Regions from separate parts of the Homo sapiens genome. Here region 2 is linked to region 1. Evidence: read pairs that join two places in POLR2A ChIA-PET (ENCODE). Cell type or tissue: MCF 10A. All regions are shown on one strand. Each heading gives the region's core, and the rest is flanking DNA. Links, peaks and the distances in the headings are about the cores only.

Region 1 (11,820 bases), core at 2,298-10,297:
CTCTTTTCACAGATGAGGAAATGGAGGCTTCAAGGTCAAACCCCTTGCCCAGAGACATGCAGCAGAAAGTGATGAAGCTGAGATTTGAACTTGCACCTGTCTGCCTGCAAATCCCATCTCTTCCTGCTGTGCCAGAGACAGCAGAAGGGCCCACGGCTGTGTAGATGTGGCCTATTAGCCTCTCAAGTCTAGAGCAAGCCCCTCAGTGTGGGGCCCCTCCCTAGCCGCACTTCCTGCCACACCTGTCCTTCAAGCAGCCGCCTTTCTTTAGAACCCCACGTCTACTGTGGTGATCACTCTGCATAGCTGCTTTAGAAACATATGAAGATAACAGAAGGATCTCATCTGCAACCCAGAGCTCTCTGTGCCTGGTGGTGACTCCCAAGAAGCTCCCATAAGGAAGAGGTCCCTCAAAGAACACACTGAACACAGTGGACCCTCTGCTGCCAAAACAGGCAGGGAAGCATCTCCTGGAGCCTGCTTGGTCAGCTCTGCTCTCAGAAGCTTGGAGGGCAAACGGGGGTGACTGGACCCAGCTGGAATAATGGAAAGAATGGGAACTAGCACTTAGAAGCACCTACTGTGTTCCAGAAATTCTGGTGCATTTATCTGTGTAGCCTTCAAAATAGCTCTGTTGGGTTGATAGTATTTTTGCCCCATGTTATGGTATAAGAAACTGAGTTCAGAGAGGTTAGGTAACTTGAATCAGGCCATAAAGCACTTAAGCCCAAACTTAACTGGCTCCAACATCTCCATCATTTCTATTCTATCCTCCGACCTCCCCGACACTGTCTGCTCCTTAGGGTCTGTGAAAGTCAGGAATCCCCAACTCAGTCTCTTAGCTGGCTGTCCAAGTAGTCCACCTTCCTCCTCAGGGCTCCCTCACCCACACAGCAGATGGGCATCTTTCATCCTGCAGCTAATTTTATTTCTCTTTTCCCATTCTTCTCACCCTCTTGGCTCAGTCCAAGCAGGAGAGCAGGAGTCAGAGCCAGAAGCCAGAACAAGGCTCTCAGCCCATCTCTTTCTCCAAGGGGCAGGCAGGAAAGGAGACAGTGGGATTCCCATCAATGCTGAGTGCCAAGGAGGGGTCATCAGGAAAGCCTGCAGATGGGGTCTCGGTCCCAGGCCTGGCCCCATTGCAGGGTGAACCCTCTCCAAACTTTCCTCTCTGATCTCCAATTCCCCAGGAGAAGCTCTGACATCCACAGCCCTTGCCAGGATCATGGGGAAGGTGGGGTTGGGGAAGCACACACCCCAAGAGGCTATTATCATTCTGTGGGATGGGCTCTCTGTCTCCGTCTGACTTTTCCTCTCCAGGCCAGAAGTAGACCTCAGGCTCAGCCTGGTTTGGGTGCTATGTCCCTCTTTGAGACCAATTCTTGGGAGGTAGTTTGCAGTCATTGGAAGGGCTCAGGATTAGGAGTCAGAAGACTTATGTTCTGTTCCCATTTCTGCCACCAAAAAGCAAGGTGGGTTGGAATAAGACAGTTTGCCTTTTTGGGCCTCAGTTTCCTCTTCTGTAGTAATTGGGCCAACTAGTCCACTCAGATTCTCTAAATTGCTTCTCTGAGCTCTGGAACTTCCTTATATGTATTCCATACCTCCCTGCCCCTACTGACATGCCTTCCAACCCCAACAGCCCAATGTTTCTATCCTATCCAGACCCTGCCAAAATAGAAAGAGTACAAGGCAGTTGGTTTGTTGGTGTTATGACTTCTTTTCTTTTCAGGCAAGAAGTCAGATTTAAATTGTGCCTCAATCAGCACCGAAGCTGGAATGCTCAAGTCTCCTACACAATGGCTTACATAAAAACAGCTCACCTCTCATTTCTCTCTCTCTTTGTTCTGCTCTTTTCCAATCACTCGGTCAAGTAATATCTATTAAGTGGATATGTCTGCAAGGCACTGCGCAGAAATGTAATCCAAAATGACAAGGTCCTTGTCCAAGAGGAACTTAACAATTCCACAAGGATCCAGCACAGATGGGAGCTTTAAAGACAGCCCACTGCCCTCATGCAGGGGGGGAAGATAAAGGATTTTTTTAATGCCTTTTAATGTTTTAAAGTTTCTTTTACCTACTTCAGTTGTTAATTTTATAGTGACATCATGTTTTTGGTGTCTGTCTTTGAGTGTTAAGCCTGTCTTCTGTCTCCTCATCCAGGGAGGAAGTCAAGCTGCTCCAGACATCAGCACTCCACTTCACAAACTCACCACCCATGCTCTCTCCTGTGGGGACCTCAGCTTTGCACCTGGATGTGCCAACCTGGCTCCTGCATTTCCATACCCCAACACAAGAGTCTCAATGCAAGGGTTGTAACATGCCAGCAGTGTCTGTACAAGCAAACGATGGCACTCGTAGCATATGGAGGGCGTGGGGCAGTGGAGCTGTGCCTTCCCCTCTCCTGAGGCCCCTGGGCTTCGAGCAGTCTTCACGCTCCTGAGTTCTTTCTCAGAATTCCCTCCTAAACCTCTTAGCGAGTAAATGCTGCTTGCCATATCCTCTCTTCCTTTAGTCTTGACGCCTAAATACTCCACATCTGCTCCATAAATAATAACTTCTCTAGAGCTCTTTATAATTTACGAAGGGCTTGCACCTGTAGTTTCTCATTTAATCTTCTCAACCATCCTGCGGGACAGGGTTATTATTGCTCCTTCTTTACAGATAAGAACCTGAAGCTCAGGGAGATTTAGTGAGGGGCCCAAAGCCTCACAGCTGGACCCAGCTGAACTAAGCTGGACTTAACCGAGCTCTTTCGGCTTCTATATGAAATTAGAGGGAGAAACTGCTTCTCCCCACTGAGTTCTCTCCTCCCCTAACGTGTCACATCCCCTGCACCTGGTGTTCTGGGAAGCTCACATCTCAAGCTCTCTCCTGGACTCCTTATACTGCACAGAGCCCAGAGCTCCAGACACAACAAGAGGGGGTTCCACAGAAGAAGGGGAATAAAAGAGATAAAAGAGAGCCAAGGGCACCTGCTGCTCACTCCCGACCTGGGGACCAGGCAAAGTGGCCCAGGCCAACGTTAGAGTCCTCTGTGGTGGGGTCAAGGGTTTAAAACACATAGTGTGGTTTCAAGGGTTTCTTAGGGTTGATTTTTTTTTTCCTAGACAAATACAAAGAAAAATGAAGAAAAAATTAGGACAATGTCCCAGGAGCCTCAAGTAAAAACTAGGAAGCAGCTGGTGGTGGAGGAAAAGCCACGCCAGGGAGATAGAAATGGAGTCTCCAGGCCGGCTGAGGCGTGTGTTTAATGGAGGCCGGCTGTGCAGGTAGAGGACGGAAGTGTCGGGAGCCCTCCCTGCAGAAGAGGTGTGTCGACCCCACAGCTGCCAACGTGTCCCAGAATGAGGCCCCTCGTGAGTCTGCAAGGGCTGGAAAGCAAGCCTGCCCCAGGTATGCGTGGGGCGGGGGCTGAGCCTCCAGCGCCCCCAGTGTTCATAAGGAAGAGGTGCGTGGGAGCTCCCTGGGGGCTCAGGCCAGGGTCAGGAGCTGTGGAGAACTGCGACCACCCTGCTCCTGGCTACCTCGAGCCCACGCTGGCTCATTTGGCAGTGAGAAGACAAATGCCAGGTGGGGCTTAGGAGGAGGACGGTGGGGAGCATAGAGAGGTCGGTGGATGAGAAAGACGGGAGGGGACTGGGGCAGAGGAAAGGGCTGGGCCCCCAGGATGAAGGGGAAAGGCAGGCAGGTGATCTGCAGGTGGGAAGGAGAGAGAAGATGGGAGCAGAGAAGAAACCATGAGGCCAGATAACAGGGCAGAGAAAGGAGACGGAGAAGCCACAGGGGCTCGGGGAGTGACGTGACATGTGGGTCACCTGTGAGGGCAAGCACCCCAGTCCTCTCTTCCTAAAGGCTGGTGGAAACAGGGGGTAGAAGGTGCCGGATGCCTGCCACTCATGCCCTCTCCTGCCTTCCCCCGTCTCCCTCATCTCTGTACCCTCCCCTGGGGGCTGAGCCCAGGTTCTGCTCTGCTTCTGAGTCCTCTTGTCCCTCAGTTGCCACTTTCTGCGTTTTTCCAGACTCTTTCTGTCCATTCACCTGCCACAGACAAGGGCTAAAAATTCAGAAGCCAAGTTTCTGATGCCAGCTCTGTTCCTCAAATGCTGGGCCGCACTGGTGGAGTGCCCTCTAGTCTGAACTCCACAGCTGCTTCATTGATACCCCTCCCACGGAGTTGTAAGGGGATAATAGAGCGGATGAAAACGGACTGTAAAAGCACCAAAGGATGAAGACACTTTGGATCCTACGTTTATTTCCAGGACTGAAGCCCTCGGGTTTCTTTAAGAGGAGACGTCCTTGTGCTCGTCCTTGTCCTCGTCCTCCTGTGCACCATGGCTTTTGCTGTGGGCCTGACACACCTTGGGGCTGCCTTGTTTCAGGTCAGAAGAGGAGAACTTGTAGAGTGAGCCATGCTTGGGTGGAAGGTAGGTGGGCTCACCAACATCCTCTACACAATTAGTACAGACTGTGATCTGAGGTGGCGTCCTAGAGCTAGAGGCTAAGAAGTCTCATGCCTGAAGCAGATCTAGGCATTTAACACGCAGAATAAGCTAGGTGGGTTTTCAAGGAGCTGCTGAATATGCATGAGAGGCAGCAAGAGAGAGAGCAGGAGAATGAACATGGGGGAGACGCAGAGAAGCACACAGAGGCATGACTGATAAGGGCAGAGGAGGAAAGAAGGTCTCGGAGACCAGGGCATGAATGTGGTTGCACAGAGACGGGGAGAAGGATGGGGAGAAATGAGGAACAGGAAGAAGATTCCGAGAGAAATAAAGAGGCCGAGAGGAGCTGAGCCAGGCAGCCGGTGGAGCAGGCAGATGGAACAACAGAGACAAAGAACAGAGCCACAGAGTGGGCACACAGCAAGGCCTGGCAGCCAAGCCCTGTGGGTTTGGTGGGAGCAGATGCTTGTATGGGAGCAGCAGCTGATGGCCCCCAGCACGTGCATCCTTGTTGACTCCAGGCCCAGCACAGCCTCCTCGGCAGCCGGCCTTAGCCTGGAGGAGCAACCCTGGTCCAGAGAGGCAGACGAATGGCAGCCCTGCCCCGTGGGGGCTCCGGTTCTTCTCCTCCATCCTCCTCCAGGCTCCGCCCACCTGCTCCGTCTGCCTCCCAGGGCCTCGTGAATCCCAGGGAAGCCATGAGCTGCCACATCACGCCCGGAAGGAAGCGGGCTGCGTTGGAGGGGTGAGTGTGAACCGCTGCAGTGTGCTTAGCTCTTCCTCGGGTGGGAGCATGTGCAGGGGTGTGCACGCTGTGGGAGGGGCGAGAGGGGGAGAAACGTCTGGGCTGCACGGGAACTAGCGCCAAGAGGCTGGGACGAGGCGGGGTGGGGACAGATCCCCGGCAGCACTGCTGGCACAGCTGCCACGCCCAGAGCCCTCTCCACCCCTGGCTGCCTGGATGTGAGCATCTGCAGCTCCTTGCCGCCACCCAAGCCACCAGACTGCCATAACCTCTGAGCGGAAAGGATCTGAGTGGACCCTGGTTTTTGGGTCAGAGGAGCCTTGGGGCTTCCTTGACCTCATTCTCTCCAGCTGCTACCCACAGGCCATTTTCCCATCACTCTACAATAGTCTGGTGTGAGTGGTGCCCCCACCCCAAGAAGCTCAGAAGGGCCAGGGAGAGGGAGGTTTCCACCAGGACCTAGCCTTCGCCCCAGTCCAAAGGCAACTCCCACACTGCCCTCCACACCCCCTCAAGCCCCTCCACAAAGGACATCGTCAGAACACTACAGGGACACCCCGACATCAGGCTCCCCACTGTGCCTGGGGCAGTCCTCGCTGGTCCCACACCCAAGGTCAGGGGTGCCTGCCAGTGGCCCAAAGTGCACAAGAGGCAAGCCCTGGGAGGGAAGAGGGTAGAGGGGAAGCGGGTGGGGAGGACAGTGTCGATTGCAGGCGCAATCCGAGCAAAAGACGGGCACCACAGGAGCCAGATGGGCCAAGAAGAAACAGAAGTTCAGTAGGAAGAGACAGATAAACAGCAGACACCAAGCAAGCAGCCAAGCATATGCTTTGCAAGCAGGCAACACAAGCACCCAGTAGGGTTTGGGGGCTGGGGAGGGTACATGAGCCCACAGGGAGGGGGACATTAGGTTTGCTGTGGGCTGACTCTGCCTGGTTAGAATCAGTGATCTAATCCTCTCCACGGAGCCTCAGAAACATGGAGCTGCAGCCGGTGCTGGCAAGGAAAAGCAGCGTTTGGCAGGGTGGAAGGAAAGAGTGCTTATGCTGGTGCCCGAGAGATTGGTCTCTGGTAGAAGAAACATAGCCCCAGACTTGGAAGCCCGAATAGCCACGTGCTGTCTCCAAGACTCAGAGCAGAGACCCCTAAAGCTGAACCGGATTCACAAGAGGAGCAGAGGACCGCCTCCCGCAAACCCGGGAAGTCCTTGAGCCCTGCAGGTGCCGGCTTTCCCTGCTAATGAAGCCCATCTAGGCTGGAGCCCTCAGTCTGGGTGATGTCATCCTTTTGAGCTTCAGGCAGGCAAGGGGTGGAGCCAGGCTAGAGCTTTGCAGAGTTTGCACGCTCCACCCCTGACTGCTCTGACTTCTGGGCCCTGTCTACCCAGCTCCCTCTTGGCCACGGCTTCCTGGCCAGCCCTGCTGGAAACCGGGAGCTGCTGCAGAGCTGGAGGAGGGAGGGGGTCACCCAGATCACCTCTGCAGAGAGCAGGGCCTGGCCGGGGATGGGCTTCACAGAGGCCCTCTTCCACCCATCCATGCTTGTTCCTACGTTCACTTCAGGGAGCCCTGAGGTTTTGCGGGAACCCAGGGTCCTGGGACCCCAGCCTCAGCCTCTCCCCTCCACCTAGCATGTCCAGAAATGCTCATCTGCAGTACCAAGTACCAGGTGTCCCAGTGGAATTTCTTCTCTGAATACCACTCCGGGGAGGAATAAAACTGAGGGAGATAAGCACCACCCTGGGTTTGTTCGTGCTGAGCTAAAGGAATAAAGGCTCTGCACTGAATTGGAGCCTGTTCTAAGCCCCAAGGCCAGCCAGCCCTCCTGCAGAATGGTGCCTTCACCTCTCACATGCTCCTGCTGGACATAAGCCAGCGCTGTGCCAACTGCTGGCCTCCCTCTGATGCTGGCATTGGCCCCAGCTTCCTGCCTCCCCTCCTTCAGGGCTACCCTAACCCCTACCAGCCACCATGGCTTGAAGCATTGAGGTCTCTGGACTAGATAAAAATGTGGTCTTCCTCTGCCCATCATAGATGTGTAGGTGCTACTGGGGGTTTCCTCTGACAGCCCTATGCCTACCCAGGGTAACACAGGTGCAGGAAGCAGCCCCGGCTGGTCGGGGAAACTCACCACACCACAGGGCCTCTTGTTTGGACTCAGCTGCTTGGCACAGCCCCAGTGCCCAGGAGCAGAGAGGAGCTTTCCCAGGTGCAAGCCCTCAGAAAAGCCTGGGAGCCAAGCCTCTGTGTGCCCACGTGCCCAGGGCAGATGCCCCGCTCAGTGCCAAGGCCCTCTTAGCCCTCCCCAAGCCGTCGGCTCTGTAGCCATATGTCTGGGACAGACAAAAGTGAGGATGAGGGTGACACAGGCGGAGGAAAGGAGCGGGTGAGATTTCTACTGCGATTCATGAAGCCCTGGGCTAGGGCCTCAGCAAGACCGACCGGCACAGGCCTGATTCACAGCAGGAAAATGCTGCCCCGACTTTGCCAGCTCTTGACACACCCTGATAGCCTATAGCATCATGCATATTACACTTTGCAGTCTGCTTTCTTAGATGTTGAATTGTATTCCCACAACATTGCCATAATGGAGATAAGGCAGATAGTATTTTAATCCATTTTATGGATGAGGAAACTGAGGTAGGATTTGAACATCTATTTCTGGAAGGCCTCACAAGGCATGTGAAGGTATACAAAAATAAATGAGCAAAATAGCGTGTTATGAAGCCCAGGCTCCCAGAGGCCTGGTATCACCATCCTTCCCTACATCACACAGTTTCCCATGCTCAACTCAGAATGAAGAGACACTGCGATAGCTAGGAGCAGAGGCTCTCCCCCACGGACAGCTGCTTGAGGAAGGAGTGAGGAAAAGAGAGCAGGCAATTGAGTGATGAAGTGGACTGTCGCCTGGCCTGTGTGCCTGGGACCTGGGCATGGCCCGCATATGCAGACGGCGTGAAGGCTGTTGTTTCTGTGTGCACATGTGTACATGTCATGTAGGATGTGTATTCTGTTTTTAGGCCTGTACATACGTAGATCCATTGTGTGTGCTAGGAAAGGGCATTTCATATGTTCCAGCTAACTGTATCCAGTAACATGTATGGATGGCAAATGCGCGGACCCGAAGGATAGAAAAGGAAGACGAGGATGGTTATGTGGAAACGTGAGCAGGGTCTGTACATGTTTGCTGGATGACTGTAAGAGAAGAATTATACACACGGATTCAAGAATCCGCCTGTGAGGCCGGGCTCGGTGGCTCATGCCTGTAACCCCAGCACTTTGGGAAGCCAAGGCGGGCGGGTCACTTGAGGTCAGGAGTTTGAGACCAGCCGGCCAACGTGGCAAACCTCCATCTCTACTAAAAATACAAAAATTAGCCAGGTGTGGTGGCGCGCGCCTGTAATCCCAGTTACTCTAGAGGCTGAGGGAGGAGAATCTCTTGAACCCAGGAGGCGGAGGTTGCAGTGAGCTGAGATGGCGCCATTGCACTCCAGCCTGGGCGACAAGAGCGAAACTCCGTCTCAAAAAAAAAAAAAAGTGCACGTGAGCATAAGCTTGTGGGTGTGGGTGCACAAGCGTGGACTGTGTATAGCGATGGCTAAGTGTGTAAAGAGCTTGAGTACCAGCTGTAGAAGGGCATTTCCTGGGGGGGTCCCTGCTGAGACGCCAACTCAGGTGCTTCTGTGCCCTTCTTGCAGTGGGGTCCTTACAGGGCCGTCCCACGAGCCTGCTCAGAGCCAGGCAGCCCCGGCCAAGCCCGTGCCACAGTGCAGCAGCTCCTTCACCATCCACGCTCCTCCCAATTCCGCAGAGGACCCGAAACCTCAGTCCCGAGCAGATCAATTGCCGCTGATAACATTTAAATTCTGGCCTGGAGGTGCCGAGGCGGCCCTGGGAAAGAGGAAGGGAAAGGTGGCACGGATTTCAAGGGAGGGACTCGGAGTTAACAGATCTGATCCTTCCGAGCCTGCAGTCTCTAGCCGCGCGCCCCCGCCCCCACCCCCACCGCCAAGCCGAAAACCCAATCCTGGGCCCACCCATTTGCGTGGATGCCACAGCTCGGCCGGAAGGCTTCAGCGTGGGAGGGGGTGGGGGTGACACCAGGGCTGCCCCTTGAGAGCGACACCGGCCTGAACCCCGTCCTCCCCGCGCCCCCCAGCCCCGCCTCGCTGCAGACGGTTCGCCTTGTCCACTCTTCTCGACTCTTCTCGACTCTTCTCCACTCTTCTCGACTCTTCTCCACTCTTCTCGACTCTTCTCCACTCTCCCAACCAGAGGGCCCGGGAGGGGAGCGGGAGGAGGGGCGGTGCAGGGGCGGGTCTCCTCCGAGCAGGGCGGCCCTCAGCACCCCTTCCCGGACGTGCGCCCGGCACGCCCACACTCTCGCACGGAAAAGCCCCACTTCTCCTCAGCGTCTGGGTGCTGGGCCGTGCTGGGCCCTCCCCCGTGGAACTGGGATTTATGAAGCCGTAACCGGCCAGCGCCGCGGCAACCTCCGCTTCATCCTGGAGCCAGGCCGGCCTCCTGCGCCGCGGAGGGGAGGGCGGTGGGCGGGAGCTGGGCGGAGGCGTGGGGCCGGCGGAAGGCGGCGGGGAGCTCTTCCCGGGAAAGGCCAGCACCTGAGGCTGCACTTTCTCCCCGTTTCCCCTCAGGAAAAGACGCACCAGCAGCCTAGAATTCGAGGCACTGCAGAGCCGGAAGGGGCCTCGGCGCTGCTCCCTCCGCCCCCTCATTTCACAAACCGGAAACTGAGACCCAAAGCAAGGAAGGGACTTGGCCAAGGTCAGAGCTCACCTGGGACCACACGAAGATGATAACTTGCTAGGAGTTTTGCAAATGGGTTTGTCTACAGTTTGGTAGAATTAAAACATTGTTTTTAGTTCAGATTTGCAACAGTGGCCGGCTCCCTCTAATCCACAGTGGTGGAGCACTGTGATTGACATTCAGCTGCAAAGCTCTTGCTGGGAAACGCGGTGGCCGAGCCGTCAGCACAGGCGGCAGCTGCCTCCCACACTTAAGACAGGACTTCTAAAGCCACAGTCCCTCAAACGGCAGGCAGGTTTGTGAATGTTTCCGTGTTCTGAACATTTTTCTGCAAAAGGGTTCACAGCTTTAATTGATTTACAAAGAGACGTACACCATGGAAGAGATTGAGAATCATTTCCTTAAAGCAACAAGAATCTAGGCTGGGGAGAAATCAGATTTTAGGAACGAGCTGCTAGGCACCGTAGCAGCATTCAGAGACATGAAAGCATTGGATTGTTTCCTAGATTTAAGAGCATATATTTTGCAACATGAAAGGGCTTCTATGCTCTAGAATGTAAGTTCCTCAAGGATAGGGGTCTAGTCTATCTCTTCACCTAAGGTATCCTTAGATCCTGGATCAGTGCCTGCGCGTAATCACAGGTGCGAACACACATGTGATTAATTTGTTAGTCTGCACAGCACTTCCCTTTCCATGCCCACTCCTGCCTGGTCTCCAGCAGTCGTCAGAATTGCCATCGTTAAGGAAACCCTGATGCAAGAATTGCAAGAATGACTCTGTTTGTTTGTTTGTTTGTTTGTTTGTTTATTAAGACGGAGTCTCGCTCTGTCGCCCAGGCTGGAATGCAGTGGCGCGATCTCGGCTCACTGCAAACTCCACCTACCGGGTTCACGCCATTCTCCTGCCTCAGCCTCCCGAGTAGCTGGGACTACAGGCGCCCGCCTGCGCGCCCGGCTAATTTTTTGTATTTTTAGTAGAGACGGGGTTTCACCGTGTTAGCCAGGATGGTCTCGATCTCCTGACCTCGTGATCTGCCCGCCTCGGCCTCCCAAAGTGCTGGGGTTACAGGCGTGAGCCACCGCGCCCGGCCAAGAATGACTTTGTAAATCAGTGTTGACATTCAGGACCTTTTTCATTTCGTGTTAAAGACTGATCACCCTGGGAAAATCAAGGCAGTCCAGCCAAACCCCAACTCCCAATCAAATGCAGTTTGTATCGAACCCCACGACTGCCCAGCACCTTTGGGAAGCCCATTGCTTTCTATGCAGACGCAGAGCTCCCAGAAAGCACAGGTGGATGTGCTCAGCTTGCCTTGTGACGTGAATGCCTGAAAACAGAACAGGACTAAAAATTCACTGTCTCAGAGCCTGCAGCTTGGGAGTCTGAGTTCTCAGGGACAAGAAGAGAAGAGTTCCCAGTGTGGCAAGGACCAGGCGGACCAGCCTTAGGCCGGGCTCTGGTTCCTCCCCTCTCTGTGGATTCCCTTTGATCCTCCCCTCCTGCCCCACTTTGCAGCCTCCACAGCTTAGCTGCTAAATCACTGGGGATTAAGACGCTAGGGGCCGGAGGGGAGGGCAACTCGTCCTGGGACAGAAAGGGCTCCTTTCCTGGGAGGGGTGAGAGGAAGCTGGGGTTCTCAGGGCCCCTGGCTGGGCCAGCCTTCCTGCCCTCCCCCACCAGCCTCACCCCCGTTAGCTGAACCTCCCGTGGACAGGCAAGCTCAGAGAGGCAGTTGTGCAGCTGCTGCTTCTGTCTGGGGCTAAAAATAGTCTCCTCTCCGCCCATGTCCAGCTCAGGCTGGGCCAGAGCTCCGAAGAGGACTCACAGGCAGTTGGGGGGACAGAAGGTGGGGCCAGAGACAAGTGC
Region 2 (11,820 bases), core at 1,626-9,625, 86 kb after region 1:
ATTAGCCCTTTGTCAGATGAGTAGGTTGCAAAAATTTTCTCCCATTCTGTAGGTTGCCTGTTCACTGTGATGGTAGTTTCTTTTGCTGTGCAGAAGCTCTTTAGTTTTAATTAGATCCCATTTGTCAATTTTGGCTTTTGTTGCTATTGCTTTTGATGTTTTAGACATGAAGTCCTTGCCCATGCCTATGTCCTGAATGGTTTTCTTCTAGGGTTTTTATGGTTTTAGGTCTAACATTTAAGTCTTTAATCCATCTTGAATTAATTTTTGTATAAGGTGTGAGGAACGGATCCAGTTTCAGCTTTCTACATATGGCTAGCCAGTTTTCCCAGCACCATTTATTAAATAGGGAATCCTTTCCCCATTTCTTGTTTTTGTCAGGTTTGTCAAAGATCAGATGGTTGTAGATGTGTGGTATTATTTCTGAGGGCTCTGTTGTGTTCCATTGGTCTCTATCTCTCTTTTGGTACCAGGACCAAGCTAAAACACTTTTTAATTTCCCTTTTGATTCTTCTTTGACTTACAGATTATTGAGAAATGTGTTAGTTTCCAAACATTAGGATTTTTCAGATGCCTTTCTGTACTGATCTCTATTTTAATTTCACTGTGGTCAGAAAACAAACTTTGTATGACTTGAATCTTTTAAAACGTATTGTGATTTGTTTTATGGCTCGGAATATGGTCTACCTTGGTAAATGTCCCATTTGCACTTGTCAAAAATATGTATTCTGCTGTCTTTGGGTTAGGTGTTCTATAAATGTGAAGTAGGTCAAGTTAGTCGATAGAATTTTTAAAAATCAGCATTCTTACTGATTTTCTGTCCACTTGTTCTGCTATTGAGAGTAGTGTTGAAATCTCGAACAAAGAATCCTATGGATTTGTTTATTTCTCCTTGCAGTTCTTTTCAGTTTTTGCATAATATATTTTGAAGCTCTGTTACTAGGTACATACATGTTTAGAATTTTTATGTTCTTTTGATGAATTGACCTCTTTATCGATTTTTAAATTTATTGTTATGAAATGACTTCCTTTATCATTATGAACTAACCTTTTTTATCCCTGGTAATATTCTTTGCTCTGAAATATACTTTGATACTAATATAGCCACTCCACTTTTCTTTTGGCTAGTGTTAACTTAGTATATCTTTTTTCATCCTTTTATTTTGAAGCTTTGTATCTTTATATTTAAAGTTGCCTTGCTTTTTTAGGAGAAAATCTAATCTAACAATATATGCCATTTAATTGGGATGTTTAGACTATTTACATTGCGTTTACTGATATAGTTAGGTTTAAGTCTTTTCTCTTGCATTTGTTTTCCTTTGTTTCATCTGTTCTTTGTTCTTTTGTTCTTTTTATGCCTTCTTTTCTATTGGGTAACTTTGTTTGGTCTTTTTTGTTGGTTTATTAGCTATAACTTATGACCTTGATATATTTAAAGAGTAGTGGTTAGGTGTTTTGCAGAAAGTCTTCAATTTGAGTTTATCTGATGTTTTCTCATGATTAGACTTGGTTTATAGATTGGGGGAGGGGGTCAGGTGCTGTGCGGCTAATGCCTGTAATCCCAGCACTTTTGGAGAATGAGGTGGGAAGATTACTTGAGCCCAGGAGTTTGAGACCAGCCTGGGTAACATGTGAGATCCTGTCTCTTAAAAAAAAAAATTAGCAAGGCATAGTGGCACACACCTGTAGTCCCAGCTACTCAGAAAGCCAAGGTGGGAAGATGGTTTGAGTCCAGGAGTTTGAGGCTGCAGTAAGCCATGATTGCGCCACTACACTCAAGCCTGGGTGACAGAATGAGACCATGTCTCAAAATAAATAAATAAAAAATTGGAGGAGGGGATAGATACCATAAAAGTGCAGTGCCCTTCTCATCATATCAAAGGGTATATAATATCATCATGACATGTTGCTGGTATTGCTACCCTGATCACTAGGTTTAGGTGGTGTCTACAAGGTTTCTCCACTGTAAAGTTAGTATGTTTCTTTTTCCCTTTCTATTTTTTAGGAGTTCAGCCCACACTCAAGGAGATGGAAATTAAGCTTCACTTCCTGGAGGGAGGAGAATCAGATAATTTGTGGATGTATGCTAAAATTACCATAATAATTAATAAATATTTCGGTGGATAAGATGTTATGAGGCTATTCAAGTATTCTGATAAAGTTTTTTCATGAATATTGGCAGTCATTAGTGGATGTTCCCTATAGCAGTTATTACTATGGTGTTCTAATGATTATTTCCTATTTCCCTTATTCTTTCTACATTTGTTCATTGTAATTCTCCTGTAAAGAAAATTTGGCCTCTGTCTCTCATTTATTTGCTTATTCATCATTTATGCATATTAGTGTGGATTTATGGGTATTGTATTCTTTGTATTATAATCCAATAGTATCATAATTTTTTTTCTTAAAATCTTCCAGCTTTGGCCACTGGAAGCTCTTTCAGGTGGCTGGGATTTTTTGTCGTTGTTTGTTTTTTAGCACTTTCTTGCTCTCTGACACTACAGGGTGCTCCAGGCTTATCTTGTATTTTCCCTGTCCTAGAATCAGCCATTTTTCAGGGAGCCCTGATTCTTTTTACTAGAGAATGGTATATGGGAAACTAGACCTGGGTACTAGAAATGCTTTTGGTTATCAGGTGTCACTGCTTCTAGGCTCTCGGTGAACAGGGCTAGGAGATACATGTATTTATATCCACGTATACACACATATCTATACTATTTCTCTATTTGTATCTATGTTAAAATAAACATTAGTTTATAGTGGTATGTCTGACTCAAATTCAGCACTACAGGGTTAATTCTAGCATTTTCCCCTTGCATATTCATTCTTTGATGTGAGAAACTTGGCTGTCATTACCTACAACGTATTTATAGTTATTTGTTTAACCAAGACAAGGATATCTGCTCACACCATTTCTACTCAACACCATATTGGAGGTTCTAGCCAATACAACCAGGCATGAAAAAGAAACTTAAAAAAAAAACAATCCACGGCCAGGCACAGTGGCTCATGCCTGTAATCCCAGCACTTTGGGAGGCTGAGGTGGGTGGATCATCTGAGGTCAGGAGTTTGAGACCAGCCTGGCTGAGATGGTGAAACCCTGTCTCTACTAAAAGTACAAAAAATAAAATAAAATAAAATAACCGGGGATGGTGGTGGGCACCTGTAATCCCAGCTACTCAGGAGGCTGAGGCAGAAGAATTGCTTGAACCCGGGAGGCGGAGGTTGCACTGAGCTGAGATCACACCATTGCACTCCAGCCTGGGCGACAAGAGCAAAAAACTCCATCTCAAAAAAAGAAAAACAATCCAAATTGGCGGGGAAGAAGTAAAGCTGTCTTGATGTCTTCCCTTATTAGAGAGAAATATTTGGTAGTTTGCAGTCTGTTCTACCTCAGGAGAGACTGCAGTAAAACTGATGTGAACATCTCAGAATTCAACTGTTTTGTAAATACCACCACCCCTTCCACTTTCCTTCAGCATCCCAGTTACCACTGGAATATTTTATAGCATATTTATTTTTCCTTTAACATGTTAAACCTAAAGCCCAGGTTTTGCAGCTTGAATATGTTTCCTCTTGTTGATATGACAGTGGGATATGACAGTGGAGTGAAACAAAGCAAACGAATAACTGGTCCCTGTCTTCCATGCAATGGTCTTTGATAGGTGAGATTCCCTTATATTTTCAAGTTCGGTTCCTGAAGTAGCTCATCCATTCAGATTCTGAAGAAGGGTGATCACTCCTGCACTGTCTTCAAGATAACAGTGAAGGCTAGTTCCATGTACCTCCGAAGGGTACTGTGAGCCCTAAAGAGGCTATACTGGATGGGGGTTAATGCAGAATGTCTGCAGTTGGAATGCAGGTGTAACTTTGAATTATTTTTTTGTAGCATATGAGAGCACACATTCCTCTCTTGGAATTCTGATACCAGAATCTGTAATCACATGCAAATAGTGTTTATGGGACTGGGCTCACACAGAAAGTAGCTTCATGCCAAGGTCTTATGCTCAGGGCAAATATTAGGGATAATGTATTTCCAAATGAGTTATTTTACTGAACAAGAATATGCCTTGACACATGTTCTGTGTTTAGTCATACACATTTGTCATGCCTCAGTACCTCTAAGATGGGTCTCATGGCAACAGGCAGGAGGATTTTATGTGTTCATCTGTGCTTTAGAGCCAAGAATATTTTATAATTGGTCTGACTGGTCTGCAGTTAGAAAAAGTAACAGTGCCAGGCTCATGCAAAGATGGTGACCCTCCCTCCACCCATCATTTTTATATTTCCATTATTTCAGTGTAGAACTGAGCCCATGGTGAGTCAAGCCAAGTGCTGTACAGTTCCATCTCCTTTGCACAGGTTCTCCCTGAGTTACTGAAAACACTGGGAAGTCATTGCACCACTACAATGGAAGTGGTGCTGTCCTTCAGGCTATTCTCACTTCCTCCTCTCTGTCCTCTCTTTGTCTCTGGCCTCCCCCTGCCTGTCTCCCACCAACCCCAACCTTGTCTGCTCTGCTGCCTTCACCCTGCCTTTACTCTTCCTCCTCTCTCCCTGCCACCACTCCTTCTTTGATATTTTATCCACGTTTTTACTTGGTGGTTTGATGGTGAAAGTGTATATAAGACCCAGCCATTCCCTTTCTCTTTTGTCTTTCCTCATAGCTTCGATTAACATGGCAATAATTTCCTCCCCATGATAATCCTGGACTTTCCACTTATGCTTTAAAAGCCTTTCAATTGGAGATGAGAGCGGGGTTGGTTAACGGTCTTTCCAGGTTAGCCGTTTCTTCGAACACTTCTATTTAAGGTGGCTGCTAGGTGGAGTTTTACTCTGGTGTTATCTGACTGGATTAATCAGATTTGTGCTCAAGAAATCTTTTTTTTTTTTTTTTGATACAGAGTCTTGCTTTTGTTGCTCAGGCTGGAATGCAGTGGCATGATCTCAACTCACTGCAGCCTTTACCTCCTGGGTTCAAGCAAGCACATCGGCTAATTTTTGTATTTTTTTTTTTAGTAGAGACAGAGTTCCGCCATGTTGGCCAGGCTGGTCTCAAACTCCTGATCTCAAGTGATCTGCCCTCCTCAGTCTCCCAAAGTGCTGGGATCACAGGCATGAGTCAGCACGACTGGCAAGAAGTCTTTGGTGGTTTGGGTTTGGAAATGATAGAATCAAATAGAAAGAAAAGATTGTACACTCAAAGAAATAGCACCTGCTTTGAGGTCTTCCTGCTGGCTTAACCCTGGGGTGTTACATGGTACTGCTCTGACTCAGCTTTTAGGATCGCCACTGGAAGAGCTTTTCATATAATGTCTATACAGTGAAATGACTTAAGATTTTTCTTTTAAGAAGTGCCATTGCCAGAGTATTAGTGTTTAGGATTCTCCAGAGAAACAGAACTATTAGGAGATAGAGAGATAGAGATGTATTATAAGGAATTGACTCACACGATTAAGAAAGCTGGTGAGTTCAGAATCTGCAGTATGGGCTAGCAGGCTGGAGACCCAGGAGAGTCGACGATGCCAGTGAAGTCTGCAGGGCAGTCTGCTGGAGGAGTTTCCTCTTGGAGAGGAGGCCAGTCTTTGTGTTTTATTTAAATGATCAGGTGAGGCCCGCCCTCATTATGGAGGGCAGTCTGCTTTACTGAAAGTTCACAAATTTAAATGTTAATCTCATCTTAAAAACCCTCCAAGTTGACACATAAAATTAACCCTCACAGCTAGGTTTATTTGGAATTCCATGATACTTGGTTGGGTCTTTTTGTACTTTCATTTTCAATGGTCTGTTTTGTATATAACCATTTAGTTAAGCCAGGTCACAAAATATAACCAGGACTTCAGCTGGCTGTGCTCTTGTCAGAACCCATATTTGATCGATTTACTATATACTTTGCTGTGTGTATGGGTGAGTGGGTCTGTAAAATGCTGATATGTGTTCTTTATCCACCCCCACCTCCCACCCCCCATTTTCTCTTAAATTCCTTAAAAAATTGGTGAAGGAACTAAGACATTGCTGCAAAGATGCTATTTTATGGGATATATTCTTCTCTAGGGTAGACTCTGCGAAGCAGCTGTACAGCAGCGGTCTGCTGTGAAGGGTAAACATGTAGCCTTTCTCCACTAGAAAGCCTGCGCTGCCGTTGTATGTTTAGGCTTGAGCCTCAGCGGCTAGTGCAGCCTCGCAGTAATGCATGCTGACGTGAGTCCTGGTCAAGGAAAAATGTCTTTTGAGCAAGAGACAAACTGGACAGAATGCCAGCAAGCTAAATATAACTCCTTAGAGAGCCAGACATGCATAAACTAGTTCTTAGTGAGCAACACATCAGATTCAGAGTGGAAACATTTTCTAAAAGAACTTCTTTTCCTTCTTGGCTTACTGTAATGAGTATAAACCCAAATTAATTTAATTTTTCGTGGAAAGCTAAGACAACCATTGATTTTTCTCTCAGCATCTCTGCAGTTAAATGTTAGTAGCCATTGTTAATGTTGGAAGCCTCCCGTCTCCCAGTGCCCCAGCATTCTGTTCATGAGTCAACAAGTCTGCTCTGCTATTCCGATGAGTTTCACTACCACAAGGAAAGAGGACGGGGAGTTTGCACATTCAAACCTTGACGAATCTGGGAGTTCAGTTTTTCATGGACCCTCACTCTGCTTCAGGATGCTCACGCCATTATGTGAAAACTCTTAGCAAAATCCATCAAAATGAGCCAGGCTCTATGGAATCAGGAAATTTGTGGGCTGAGACTAACATTACCTCAATATCTGTTATGGCTTAAATGTATTGTTTTAATAATATTTTATGTTAGTTCTTTTTGCCTGAAGCTGTAGAAGCATTTTATAGCCAGTAACTCTTCAGAATAGTACAGGAAAGCAGGCGTCATCCTCATGCTCAACAATAGAGCTGTGTTTCTGTGCACCAACCGCAGATGCTGGGTCTGGCCCCCACAGAAGGAGTGCCTCAGTAGGGCATCCCAAATGGGGCTGTGCATAGCGTCACTCCAGAGGCTGGGGACAGTGCAGATCCAGACCTTTCCCAGCCTGTTGAGTTAGAACTGGGGGACTGTGCTCCAGGGCGTGAGGAGGTGGGTTGGGAAATGGTATTTTAAACAAGCGAAGTGATTGTCATATAACTTGTCTGGCATCAGATCCGCAGACTCTGGCAGAGTTTCCGGAAGGTCTCTCAAAACTGAAATAAGAAACTGCAGTTGTTGTCCACAGCTGCTAAAATTGTTCCAAATTAGGAAAGGGAAGGGGAAACAGAACACAGTAGTTCCAGAGAAGAATCTGAGGAGCCGTGTGAGCTAGGAAGGCCATTGTGAGCAGAAGCGAGTCAGTATTTCCTCATTTCCTCTCCTGCCTTATCATTCCCATCTGCCAGCTCCCTCCTTTTTTTTTTTGAGCATGTAAAACATGTTTTGTTGTTCTTTAAAAGGGTTCAGGGTTTGGTTTTAAATCAGGCTGCACACCTTTCAAATCATTCTGACATCTCTCTATGTCAAACTGGCTTCAGCTAGCAATACTTCATTAAATCCAAAAGAAAAAGATTCCTTTAATTTTAAGGAAAAAAATCCAGTTTTGAGAACAATTAACATTAGTCTTTAATTTAAAAGAAAATGAGGGCTAATGTTTCATGTTGCTTTATACATCCTTCTCCTCAATACAGAACCAGGAATGTAATTTTCCTAACTTGGGCAGGCACTGATACTGATGGACACTGCGTGCATGTGTGCGCACACACACACACACACACACACACACACACCCTCCTCCCAAACAAAATTCAGAGTGTGTCAAAGGGAAAAGGTTTGTCATGGTATTGATCAAAACACTTGGAGTCAACACTGTCTACCTTAGCTTAGCACGTGTGCTGTTTTGATCTTGAGTCTATATTAATGGAATCTGTTGTTGTGTTTTGAAATGGAGAATTTTGGATATACCATTATTTTTTTACTTTTAAGTCCCAGAAACAATTTCAGAAAGCATTATTTTGTTTTGTTTTCTGGGATGGGAGAAGAGAGAATCTACAGATTTGTATTTAGTTAAAAATCAAAACTCCAGCAATAGGAAATAGGCAGTTCACATAGCCGGCCAACATTTGAGGTATCATCAGTGTGAGACAAGGTCCCGGTCTGTTCCTACTGGCCTAGCTGACGCTAACAAAATGGGAGGCTTATGGCTCTGCACAGCAAATTCCAGCAAGATAAGATGACTTTAAGCCTGTATTCAGAGCCTTAGAAGCAGGGCACTACTGAGAATGTAATATTTAGAGGTAAAAATAGTGCAAGAGCCCCTGATGGTACCCCTCTACCTGCTTTGTCCATGCAGCCTGATCGTAACTGCCTTCCACAAAGGATCAGAAAAACACCTCTTCTGGATCAGTCCACTAAACCCAGCCAAGAATCTGCAGAAATGCTGCTACACCGCTTCACCAGCAACACAGTCCCTGCGCTACTCACTGCGTTGCCCAACGTTGCTTTTCTACCCTGTTATGGCCTGTGGACACATACTCACTAGGCATCATCGCTGGTTTTAAACCAGGGATATTTTTTAATCTCAAAAGAACCTAGTAATAACAAGGCAATCAATGGTTAAACTGAACTTTACATATAGGGGGCAGTTTGGAAAACACCACAAGCATTTCTCAAGTCGAAAATATGTGAATTCGCTGCTATTTCTTTGACCGTTTCTGAACATTCACAGTACAAGTCCTAAAATAAAAATTTTAAGCTACCAGCATTCTCTGATACTAGACAGAAAATCAGAGTAACGCTACAGCCCACAATTGTACAGGGTGTAGAAAGTAGGCCCACTGCCTGGACATCTTTGTTGATGGCCTGGAGTCCTCCCTTTTAGAAGACAAGTTTCTGGGATATCCACTTAGTTTCACTGGTTAGGGAAGAGAAGAATTCAACTCTCAGCTAACTTCTTTGAGAAGAGACTCCTCTTAAAATGCCATTTCCCCACTAATTTATCAAAATAAAACAAAAGGCTCTTGGCTACTTTGTCTAGTATTAGATAGGGTTTTGAGGAAAAGAAGCTAACATGAACACCCTTTCATCAGTAAAGACTAAAAACCACCTGGATCATATAATATATCTATATGTCACTGCTTTTATTTATTTAGTTATTTGTTTGTTTATTTATTTAAAAGTGCCCAGGTGGGCTTAAGGCTGCCAGACTGCACGTACATCTACGGCAACAAGGGCTTCTATTCCATCTACAACTTGCATCAGGGGAAAAAGGGACATGTAGGAGAGGAAGGAAAAAAGGAGAAAAATACACCACCACCCCCCCCCCCCCAAAAAAGGGAAAAAGATCCCACCACAGGGAGATCTATGTGCCAAGCATAATGAAGAGTGTGCTCCCCAGACAGATGGTTCTGCACAGGCTAATGTTCTGCTGGTTTTCCTTAGAGACCTATTTTGAAAAAGTTTAAAAAGACAGATTTCAAAATAATTCAATCCTGGCAGAAATTCAAACTCCAAAACTAGGAGCAAAATCATCCTTCACTGAATTAATTCCTTTTCTCTTTCTCTTTTCTTAAACATTTTATTCATTTTATAGAGAGATTTCTTTTTTGTTTGCTTTTGTTCCAATCATGAGGAGAGTGGTTGAGGAGTAGTGAATCCATCACTACTTTGATGACACAGGTAAGATTCCAGATTCACATTTCCAGGTACCAAGGGTTCCCTCTAAATGCCACAATCAAGTGAGCCTTCATTTACATTTCTTTCTACTGAACACAGCAGTGCCCGTTGGTATCTCTGAAGCGTAATCACATCTTAGGTCAGTATTTCTCCAAGTAAAGCAGCTGTTTGGAATTGAAGGCCCCCCTTCTTTTTTGTGTTATAAACTGAACTGCATCTTCGTACTTCATTCCATATTCAATCAAAGCAAGTGCAACCAGCACAGGTGCCCTTCCCAATCCCGCAACACAAGGCACTGCAACACAGCCACCTGGCTCTTCACAGAATTTGGTTTATAACAGGTTTAACCAATCATCTACTATCTGATTAGGGGGTGGAGCTCCATCATCAAATGGCCAATCTAGAAGGTGGATTCCTTCTTTTTCAACTGGAGCTTTATCATACGTAGCATCACAAACTCGAACCAAAGTCATCACTCCATACTTCTTAAGTTCCTCTGGGAACTCGTTGAGAGTAGCACTGGTAGGGTTGTGAGTTACAAGAAAACGCATGTTCTCACAGGAAATCTCCACAGGGGCTGGACGGTTCATTATGGCAAATGAAAAATGTGAGTGTGCGTGTGAGTGTGATGGGAAAAGTGAAAGAAATCAATAAATCAAAATGTTTCACAGCAGAAAACATTAAAAAGACCACTAAAATGCCTATTATCAATCAGTGTTTTCTCTATTCAACTTGTTTATTCCTTATGAAGCTTCTGTCTTCAAGATAAGCAAAGTATTTAGAATCCACTTGAATCCAAATTCAACTTGGGCCTCAATTTCTGCAGATGGATACCTTCGGACTCCAAAAAAATCCAACTACATAAGCAGCCTTTACTACATTTAGGCACTAGTGAGGCAAGTTAAAAGTGTAGGTCGCTTTCCACTTGTTTCCTTGATGCCTAATTTTACTGGAGTCATTAAAAGAAATATGCTTGCAATTAAAAAAAAAAGCCAGCTATTTCTGAGGCCGGTCGGTGTGTCCAGGAGTGTTCAAGGCAGTGTTAATTATGGCACATAGAACCTCTAAGCTTGTCAGCGAAAACGCTGTGCTGAGCCCGGCAGAAGTCTGCCCTCACACTCAGAATCGCCGTAAATGTGCAACGTATATTCCAACGAAAAACGCTGGCGAGCGGGGACCGGGCATTGAAGTCCGGCGGTGGCAGGAGCGAGGAGGCGCCCCTCTCCTCAGTTACCTCTGCGGCAGCGGCGACGACACCCCCCAGCCTCAGCGCGCGACACCCGCCCGGTGGCGGCGGCGCGTCTCCACGAGTCTGTCTTGCTGCTGCTCCTGCAGCCGCCGCTGCCCTGTGGTGTCGCCTCCCGAGGTGCACGGCCGCCGCCACTGCTGCTCCAGCCGCTCCCGGACGGACAACGGCTACAGCCCGGCCGATCGTGCCGCCGCCACCGCCGCTGCACGGGCAGCCAAAAGCAGCTCCCGCCCCCTCTTCTCTCTCTCAACTTAGTTCCACATCTTCCCTGGAAGGAAGAGATGGCTGTGTTGAAGATGACGGTGCCAGCTGCACATCATGTCAGAGGCTTTTTTTAGGTCGCTTCCCTTGCAGACTCATCCAAGATAGGGTTTTACTCAAACAATGGGATCTCCTTTTAGGCTTCAAGGTCTGATTCATGTTTTCCTTTTCGTACAGATCCTCTTCCCACTTTATTTGTTGCTTTCTTTTTTAGTTCTGGATAGATTTTAATATTGTATTTCTTCTTATAAGATTATACAATAAAGCAAGAAGTAGGGAGTAAGAGGCAAAACTCCCAGCTTCTGGTTTTTACTTTGTACTTGTAGCCATTGACCTCGCTAGCATCCGATCCCCTGTCTGGGACATGAGTGTAGTCATCTTTCCATCGATGGATGCTGGGAAGCTGAATCGGTGTTGAGAACGTGCTGTGAGACGCAGCACAGAATGTGAGCCCCGACAATACTCAGGAGAATGTACAGCTCGTTCAAGTCCCAGCAGCACTGTGTGCTCATCCTGTAGCTCCTTCCTGCTTTGCTAATTATCAAAATGTTGGTAGGAGAAAGCACAGTGTCTGCTTTGTTTTTTCTCTACATTAGACATCAGTCCTACAAGCTGGTTGACAGGCCTCTTCAGAAAAAGCACCCCGATGGGTTCATTTTCC

What was found. Peaks named below come from ENCODE experiments on the same cell type or tissue, not always from the same donor. Only the 100,000 strongest peaks of a DNase experiment are listed, where the experiment ranks them.
Region 2: POLR2A ChIA-PET joins it to region 1 with 13 read pairs; 4 of 35 experiments call an interaction of 5 or more read pairs at or near these places.

The regions. Positions count from the first base shown.
Region 1 is chr11:134,027,671-134,039,490 of GRCh38, forward strand. It overlaps LINC02731 (long intergenic non-protein coding RNA 2731), which reads left to right and starts at 4,602. Exons shown (of 3, transcript NR_027276.1): 1 at 4,602-5,190; 2 at 9,842-9,971. LINC02730 (long intergenic non-protein coding RNA 2730) reads left to right here. Exons shown (of 2, transcript NR_186708.1): 2 at 13-732. RefSeq lists enhancers at 3,466-3,965, 4,666-5,393, 5,394-6,121, 9,188-10,159 and silencers at 9,304-9,513, 9,594-9,883. In MCF 10A, for the core only: no CTCF peak of the experiment used is centred there; DNase peaks (open chromatin) are centred at 6,501, 7,061, 7,381 and 7,631.
Region 2 is chr11:134,114,089-134,125,908 of GRCh38, forward strand. The region is part of intron 1 of JAM3 (junctional adhesion molecule 3); the gene reads left to right. It also overlaps the pseudogene PTP4A2P2. Among named protein-coding and RNA genes, the nearest start is that of SNORD153, 31 kb to the right of the region's middle. RefSeq lists enhancers at 10,451-10,989, 10,990-11,526. In MCF 10A, for the core only: no CTCF peak of the experiment used is centred there; a DNase peak (open chromatin) is centred at 6,243.